Linked DNA regions of Homo sapiens: region 1 is linked to region 2. A link is a contact called in ENCODE Hi-C or POLR2A ChIA-PET data. All regions are on one chromosome and are shown on one strand. Each heading gives the region's core, a stretch centred on a gene start or an enhancer-like site at or near the end of the contact. The rest is flanking DNA. Distances are from core to core; before and after follow the strand shown.

Region 1 (3,803 bases), core at 1-2,500, 190 kb before region 2:
TTTCCCTGTCTCTTTATCTGACTGCTAGGGAGGGAAAAGGACTGAAATGCCCAGCAGGTGCTCAAGAATTGCTACCATGGCCAAAAATCTCCCTCTGCTCCCATGCCCTTGCTGAGAGGCAGTTCATCTACAGCCAAAGTGAAGTGCTGCAGGGATCTATACTCAGGTCTTGGACAGGACTTGGAGATGTGATGAGTACTTACGAAATGGTACCTCGGAGCCTCTGAAGAAGGGTGGTAGGTTCCCCAGCCTCAGCACCACCTGGGGGGGCCCTTCCCCCAGTCTTGGGGCTCTTAGCATCAGGCTCATCTTCTGCCATCCCGGCATGAGGGCTAGAATTGAGAGGGACAGGCATAAAGATGTAACTCACACTGGCCTTCCCTTCCCCAGAAGGCCCCAGGGCACTCCTCATCTCTTTACCCAGAAAGGCAGAGAAACAGAAACAAAGCCTCCGAATTTCCCCGGTGGTCTTTTTCTCACCACTTGCCTTCTCCGAAAATTAGAAATTATTCCATTACTTCGCCAGGCCCATATATGCCCAAAGAGATCTTTGCCATCTCCATTCTATCTGCCCCACCTTTCTGAAGTCTCCTAAATCTGGAAAACTGTAAAGGAAGAGATAGGGGGATTGGGAATCCATGTTAGCAAGAAATTTTCATTTCTGCCTCTGACCCCATACTGCCCTCCTCCCCCTCAAAAACAACAATAACAGCCACAAAACAAAGTTCTCTAATTCTCAAAAATACTCCTCACCATTGCATATGCCTGGGAGGTCAGAAAGGATACGAACATATTCTGCCCTTCTAGGCTTGGAAAAAAAACTGGGCCCAAGTTCTCATTACTTAATCTCGCCACGACTTCCCCCGCTGCTCCCCCTCCCCACGTCGCCGGCCCCTACGTCATCTCCCACAACAGCCCATCCTGAGGCGCGCCCCCACCTCCTTCCCTTCCCCCTCCATTCAATCCCCGGTTTCTGCAAAGTGGAGCGGGGGTGGGGCGGGGTAGCGGAACTCATGCGCTGGGCGTCAGAAACCCGGCAGGGGAATGGGGTCCCAGATTCCGGGCACGTGCACATGGGTGAAGAAGCTGTTGAAAATACAGCTACAATCTTTTTCTGCTCTCCTCCCAACTCATCTTGCCCCTCCCTACCTCTGAACAGTCGCCTTCCAACACAAGCAACAATAAAGGTAAGGGAGAAAGAGAAACTACCTCGTAGCCACCTTCACTCCAGCCCAGCCCCAAGGTCCTGGCCCAGCCGGCTCGTGCGTTGCTTTATTTTCCTTTTTCTGAATGGTTGTAACAGCCGCGATCTGCCTAGATACACGGGCGGCCTGCTCTGTCATTGGTCACTGCTGCCACCCGGAGACAGAAGGCGCCGGGCTCGTACCGGCGGCCGCTGAAGTCTGCCTGGTAACAGAATCTGATTGGTCAATAGGGGAGGGAAAATCCAAAGTTGGTCTTATTTGAGTCAAGAGGGGGAAGTCCGGGTTGGGTTTCGGTTAAAACTGGGGTCGGTTGGGACTGCAGGTCCCAAGAGGTTCTTCTCTTAAAGGGACCGCAGGATGAAAGAACGGGCGCTCGGCTCCCTTTGGAACTGTCTTTTCTTTTGCCCTCCCCTTTTGTGTTTCAGTTTAGTCTACGGTCCTCAGAGCTGCCGGAAGAGAAGAATCAATGGATGATAAAATAACTAGACAATGATGGGTAGGAGTGATGGAAGTTCACTGTAAGCTCCTATAACCCCCCATCACCATCACCACATGCCTAATACAACCTGCAGACACACTTACTCGCAACAGACCTGCAATCTGGGCTCTCTTTTCCTTCTTGATGGAGGCCTCAAAACCTCAGCAGTTGTACCCATTAAACTAAAATGCTTTTTCCCTCTTAGTATTTCTTGGTTTCCCGTGTGTACTTTACTTCCAAAGAGTTGCAAATGCATTTGCATCCCCATAGTTCTGCAGTCGGTGAACCCTGGAATTTTGATGGACTCCCACGGGGGTGCTGGATGCCACAGGAACTTTTTACACTCAGGGAACATTGTACTGAATAGGTCATGGGTTCTTAACCCTCTTACTTAAGACATTTTAAGGTTATGAATCAGACAAAAGCAATGGACCCTCTACCATGAAAAATGCACACAGAGACCAAGTTTTGCATCTAATTTCAGAGAGGTCATGGACTCCAGGTTGAAAGCCTCTTACATGGATGTATTTTGTTTTGCGCAGCGGTCATGTTACAACCAAAACTGTATTTGCCATCCTGACATCTAATATGTTCTCCAGGCTCATCATTAATGTGCTTTTGTAAAGAAGACAGTAGTGCTGCCTGAGCTCATCACCATTGCCCTTTACAGCCTACCTTTCCCTATTATCAGCTTCTATGAGTGCTGGGGGAACCCAGGAGATTGTGGAGTTGGGGCAATAAGGATATATTGGCAAGAGGTTTTCTTTTTTCTTTCTTTCTTTCTTTTTTTTTTTTCTTTGAGACGGAGTCTCGCTCTGTTGCCCAGGCTGGAGTGCAATGGCACGATCTTGGCTCACTGCAACCTCCGCCTCCTGGGTTCAAGCGATTCTCCTGCCTCACCCTCCCGAGTAACTGGGTTTACAGACGTGCATCACCACGCCCAGATAATTTTTGTGTTTTTAGTAGAGACGGAGTTTCACCATGTTGGTCAGGCTGGTCTCAAACTCCTGACTTCAGGTGATCCACCTGCCTTGGCCTCCCAAAGTGCTGGGATTACAGGTGTGAGCCACTGCACCTGGCCAGGTTTTCTAATAACAGCTAAAATTTATTTGGTGTTTATTAGGCCAGGCGCGGTGGCTCACGCCTGTAATCCCAAAACTTTGGGAGGCTGAGGTGGGCGGATCACCTAAGGTTGGGAGTTCGAGACCAGCTTGACCAACATGAAGAAACCCCGTCTCTACTAAAAATACAAGATTAGCCGGGCGTGGTGGCGCATGCCTGTAATCCCAGCTACTCGGGAGGCTGAGGCAGGAGAATCACTTGAACTGGGGAGGCGGAGGATTGTGCCATTACACTACAGCCTGGCAACAAGAGCGAAACTCCGTCTCAAACAAAAACAAACAAAAATTTATTTGGTGTTTATTAGGTATCAGACACCATACCAAATGCTAAACACCTCGTGTAATGCTCACAGCAACTCTCTGAAGTAGGTACTGTTACTGTCTCCATTTTACAGATGAGGAAACCAATGTGGAGAGGTGAAGGGACTTGTCCTTAGTCATATATGTAGAAAGTGCTAGAATCAGGATCCAAAGGCAGGCAGTCTGCCTCAAAGCTGATTGTTTTGAGCACTGCCTTAGACTGCATGTATACATATTTGCAGATACTCATAAATAAATATGGGTATAACGGGCTGGACATGATGGCTCATGCCTATAATCTCAATACTTTGGGAGGCAAAGGCAAGAGGATTGCTTGGGGCCAGGAGTTTGAGACCAGCCTGGGCAACAAAGTGAGACTCTGTCTCTCTCTAAACACACACACACACACACACACACACACACACACACACACACACACACACCACACACAGCCAGGTGTGGTGGTACATGCCTGTGGTTCCAGCAACTTGGGAGGCTGAAGCAGGAGGATCACTATTACCCATGAGTTCGAGGCTGCAGTGAGCTATGATTGCACCACTCTGTCGTGCAGCCTGGGTGACAGAGTAAGACCCTGTCTCAAAACAAACAAACAAACAAAAAACAAAAAAAAAGCCGGCTGGTGTGGTGGCTCATGCCTATAATCCCAGCACTTTGGGAGGCTGAGGTGGGCAGATCACC
Region 2 (3,742 bases), core at 651-3,150:
TAAAAATGGGAAGAGGCAACGGAAGACATTTATTTCTCCTTTGGATTTTGGGGAGAACCAAGCCCTGGTAGGGAAGAGGTAAGGGGGATGATTCACCTCCATATTTCCTAAGCAGGTTGTATAGGGAGCCGGTGGCAGGAGGAAGGCTGTTTTCACAAATGACTTGTAATGTCGTGATTAAAAAAATTCCTATATTCTTCTGCAAATCAAACGTTCTTTCCCAATCCAATCCAGCCTTGGTTTTATTTTAAATTAAATATTAAAATTACACATTTATATTGAAATCCTTGGTTTGTCTTCTCATTCTTTTTCTTGGCATATTTGGAGGTCCAGATTTTATGAAGTCATATTAACTGTACAGCTTAGGAGCCGAAGCTGGAGTTTTCTTCACCTGACTTTTCAGAGGCCCTTTAGAACAGAGCAGATGGGACCTACGAAACCTGGAGATGTTTATAGCAGCCCCATTCTCTTCTCTCCTGAACAACCTTCTGGGAAGAACAAGGACAGTAAATGCCTTTTTTTTTTTTTTTTTTTTGAGACGGAGTCTCACTCTGTCACCCAGGCTGGAGTGTAATGGCATGATCTCAGCTCACTGCAACCTCTGCCTCCCGGGTTCAAGCGATTCTCCTGCCTCAGCCTCCTGAGTAGCTGGGATTACAGGCGCGTGCCTCCACACCCAGCTAATTTTTGTATTTTTAGTAGAGATGGCGTTTCACTGTGTTGGTCAGGCTGGTCTCAAACTCCTGACCTTGTGATCCGCCCACCTCGGCCTCCCAAAGTGGTGGGATTACAGGCATAAGCCACTGCGCCTGGCCAGCAGTAAATGCCTTTTTGAGGGTTAGAGTAGAACAGACCAGAACTGGGTTTTATTCCCTTGGGTCATAGTGATAACCCCAGCATTCACTTCCCAGGTAGAAAAATCCTCATTCATTCCTAACTGACATAGGACCCAGTCCCTAACTGGGAGGTAGGGACATTTCTGCTGTTCCTGCCCTAGTGTTGCCTTGAAGAGGGAGCTGGCCCTTCACTAGAGCCTATTGCCAGGTATAGGAGTACTATCCCTTCAGGAGTGGGTCAGACCTCCTCCTAAAGTATTCTGTCTGCTGTCTCTGTGGACCACAGCCAAGTGAAGAAGCCATCTGCCAAGAGCAGCTGGGCGGGGACGAAGCTCCAGGGTCCTGCTTGGCCAACCCTCTCTTCTAGGCCCTCAAGATCCCAGCCTAGGCTTGGGGAGAAAATGCAACTGGAAAAGTCAAGGCTCATCCTTTCTCACGAACACAAATTCCTTTTAAGGCAATGTGTCCCGCCTCTCCCAACTATATAAGGGCAGCGTCAGTAAAAGAGCTTCTGCAAAACAAGCCCCACCCAGAGCCTAAGCTGACTGGGCCTCCTGGGCCTCTTGCCAAGGAAGTGCACCTGCCAGACTGGCTTAGGCCAGTCTGAGTGAGCTGGACCTTGGTGCCTGCCTTTCTGCGGTGGAGGAAAGGTTTACTCAGCTCCACAAAGCCTACAGGTGGCTTACGTATAGGGAGAGGAGCATGTATGGAAGGAAGCTTTTGCAGGTTCCAACTCCTCATCCACTAGGAGCAGGCAGGGTGATTCCCTCTGACCAACACTGATCTTGGAAAGATGGAAAGCGACAAGATTAATGAAGAATGTGCAACCACATACTCCAGATAAAGCTGTTCAGTTAAAGCAGCCCCATGTCGCTCCCAAGCCCCACCTTTGTGTAAATCTATGCGAGCACCGATGGGGCATGTCCCAGACCCATTGGCTCCGCCCACCTCACCTCCTCGCCTATCGTTAGTTCTCTGCGAAACCGCGAACTGGGGGCGCGGCCTATCTTCAGCCCCGCCCCTGATGGGCCTATACAAGGGGGCGGTTCCGCGCGCGCCCGCCCAGTTGGAGCCAGACAGCGGGGTGGACAAGTGGCGTGTGTGCTGCGACCCCGAGGGAAGATGAACGGGACGCGGAACTGGTGTACCCTGGTGGACGTGCACCCAGAGGACCAGGCGGCGGTAAGAAAAAGCGCTCTCGCTGTCTTCTCCGTTTTGTATTCCCGGTTTCTAAGTCCGCCCCTTCCGTGCCCCGCGCCGTGTTGGCTGACATCACCTGGTGCCCGGCTCGCGCGGTCAGCCCTGCGCGGCGCTTCTCTCTTTTTATTCTTTTGCCTGCGACGGGCAGTGGGAGTCGCGGGGTGAAGACTCCTTTGAGGCTGGAGGGTTCGGGGCGTCCCTGCCCTTTGGTAGGACACTGCGGCTCCTGCCTGGGACTCGGCGCCGGCGAGCCCGTGCTTGGGCCGCGGGTCTCAGGCGTCTTTTGGGCAGCCACATTGGGTCATAAGAGAATGAGCTCAAGCGACTGGGTCCCTGAGCGCCTTTGGACGTTGTGTCCTGCCGAGGAGGCTTAGGCTTTCCCGTGGGTCGAGGGTCCTGGTGACCTCCGAGGCCCTCCAAAGAATTTCATCATGGTGCTTTGGATGATCAGTAACAAGAAAAATGGTAGAGTAAATTACAGGGCTTGGACTGGAGGGCGGGGGGCAAGTAGGGGACGGTAGGACTCAAACTATTCCGAGATTGGCTAGGGACTCTACCTTTCGCTAAGGGATAGGGCTTTCCGCCCGGGGGTCACCTCTTGTCTTGGATTTCTCCTTCTTCCCCCTTGTAGTTCTCTTGTTTTCCTCCCTCTATCTGCCTGCCGATAGCTTCCTGGGACGGTGTGTTAGTTTTGCTTCCGTCTCCAGCCGCCAGGCCCTGGGATAGTGGAGGAAGGGGATGCAGAACCCGGGCCGAGAAGGGGAGGGAAGTGACCCAAGCGAAGGCTTCTGGACGGGGAGAGGGTTGCGGAGAAAGGGGGCGTTCTCCAGTGCAGGCTGGTCTACCCCTCTCTCCTCTTTCTCTGGCTCCCAGTCCCAGTTCTCCCCACCCTAGCTGACCATATGGTTTTTCCTCTCCAGAGGCTGAGGAGGGTAATTTGTGGCTGAGTGTTTCTAGGCTCTTTTGGGGAACTTAACCCAGATTAGGTGTGTACTATTTCATCAATTTCCAAGCTATTGTGGGTGGGAGTGAAATGAAAACTAAGGTGATGGGGAACTTGTGTATCATCCCCCCTCCCACATCTGACTCCCTTACTCTCTGCCTGCCTCATCCTGCTCTTGAGGTAGAGCTAACCCAACTGCAGCTAGATTATGGCTCTTCTTCAAACTCATTTCAGGTTTAGAATACAGATGGTCATTTAGTTCTTTTCCCAGTCCCCTCTCCATTTCTGCCTGGGCTATGAGTGTTTTTGCCACATTAAAATACAGATGTTGCTATTGGCCAACCCCAGTTGCCCAAACCCCATTCTTCTGTAGCCTGCCACATCCCCAGCTATGAGACTCTGAAGAGATGGAAGAAATCTATCCATTATGTGTCAGCCACAAGTCCTACTCCCTGCTCTTTGTTTTTAAGCGACGAGTGTCTTGCTATGTTGCCGGAGCTGCAGTACAGTGGCTCTTCACGGGTGCAATCATAGCACACCACAGCCTTGAACTCCTGGCCTCAATCCTTCTGCCTCAGCCTCCTGAGTAGCTGGGACTTCAGATGCACACCACCTATAGCTTCTCTTCCATGCTCTTGCTCTCTCTTTTGGAATAGTTGAGGGAAAAGGGTATGAGATAAATAAAGGAGAGGGATGTTTGGGCTGCTTTTTGCTTGCTTGCTATATAGAAAAGAGATCCGGAAAGAAGTCTAAGACCAAGTTG

Evidence for each region. Hi-C counts contacts between places; a loop is a spot of excess contacts on that map. ChIA-PET counts read pairs that join two places held with the same protein, here RNA polymerase II (POLR2A). Pooled maps may share reads with other maps.
Region 1: a map with no recorded cell type shows a loop between it and region 2 (6-fold over the local background). The contact joins the promoter of RFX5 here to the promoter of TUFT1 in region 2. A Hi-C loop is called at or near these places in 2 of 37 single-sample maps with no recorded cell type and 7 of 50 pooled maps. POLR2A ChIA-PET finds 5 or more read pairs at or near these places in 3 of 52 experiments (Panc1, WTC11 and common myeloid progenitor, CD34-positive).

Annotation. Positions count from the first base shown.
Region 1 is chr1:151,346,002-151,349,804 of GRCh38, forward strand. It overlaps RFX5 (regulatory factor X5), which reads right to left and starts at 1,251. Exons shown (of 11, transcript NM_001025603.2): 1 at 1,210-1,251; 2 at 488-605; 3 at 204-332. The coding sequence starts at 319. It overlaps RFX5-AS1 (RFX5 antisense RNA 1), which reads left to right and starts at 1,009. Exons shown (of 2, transcript NR_131972.1): 1 at 1,009-1,187; 2 at 1,631-1,890. RefSeq lists enhancers at 84-173, 513-1,712, 767-1,349, 1,316-1,665.
Region 2 is chr1:151,538,409-151,542,150 of GRCh38, forward strand. TUFT1 (tuftelin 1) reads left to right here and starts at 1,901. Exons shown (of 13, transcript NM_020127.3): 1 at 1,901-2,018. The coding sequence starts at 1,959. CGN (cingulin) reads left to right here. Exons shown (of 21, transcript NM_020770.3): 21 at 1-284. RefSeq lists enhancers at 646-1,162, 1,678-2,193, 2,194-2,708.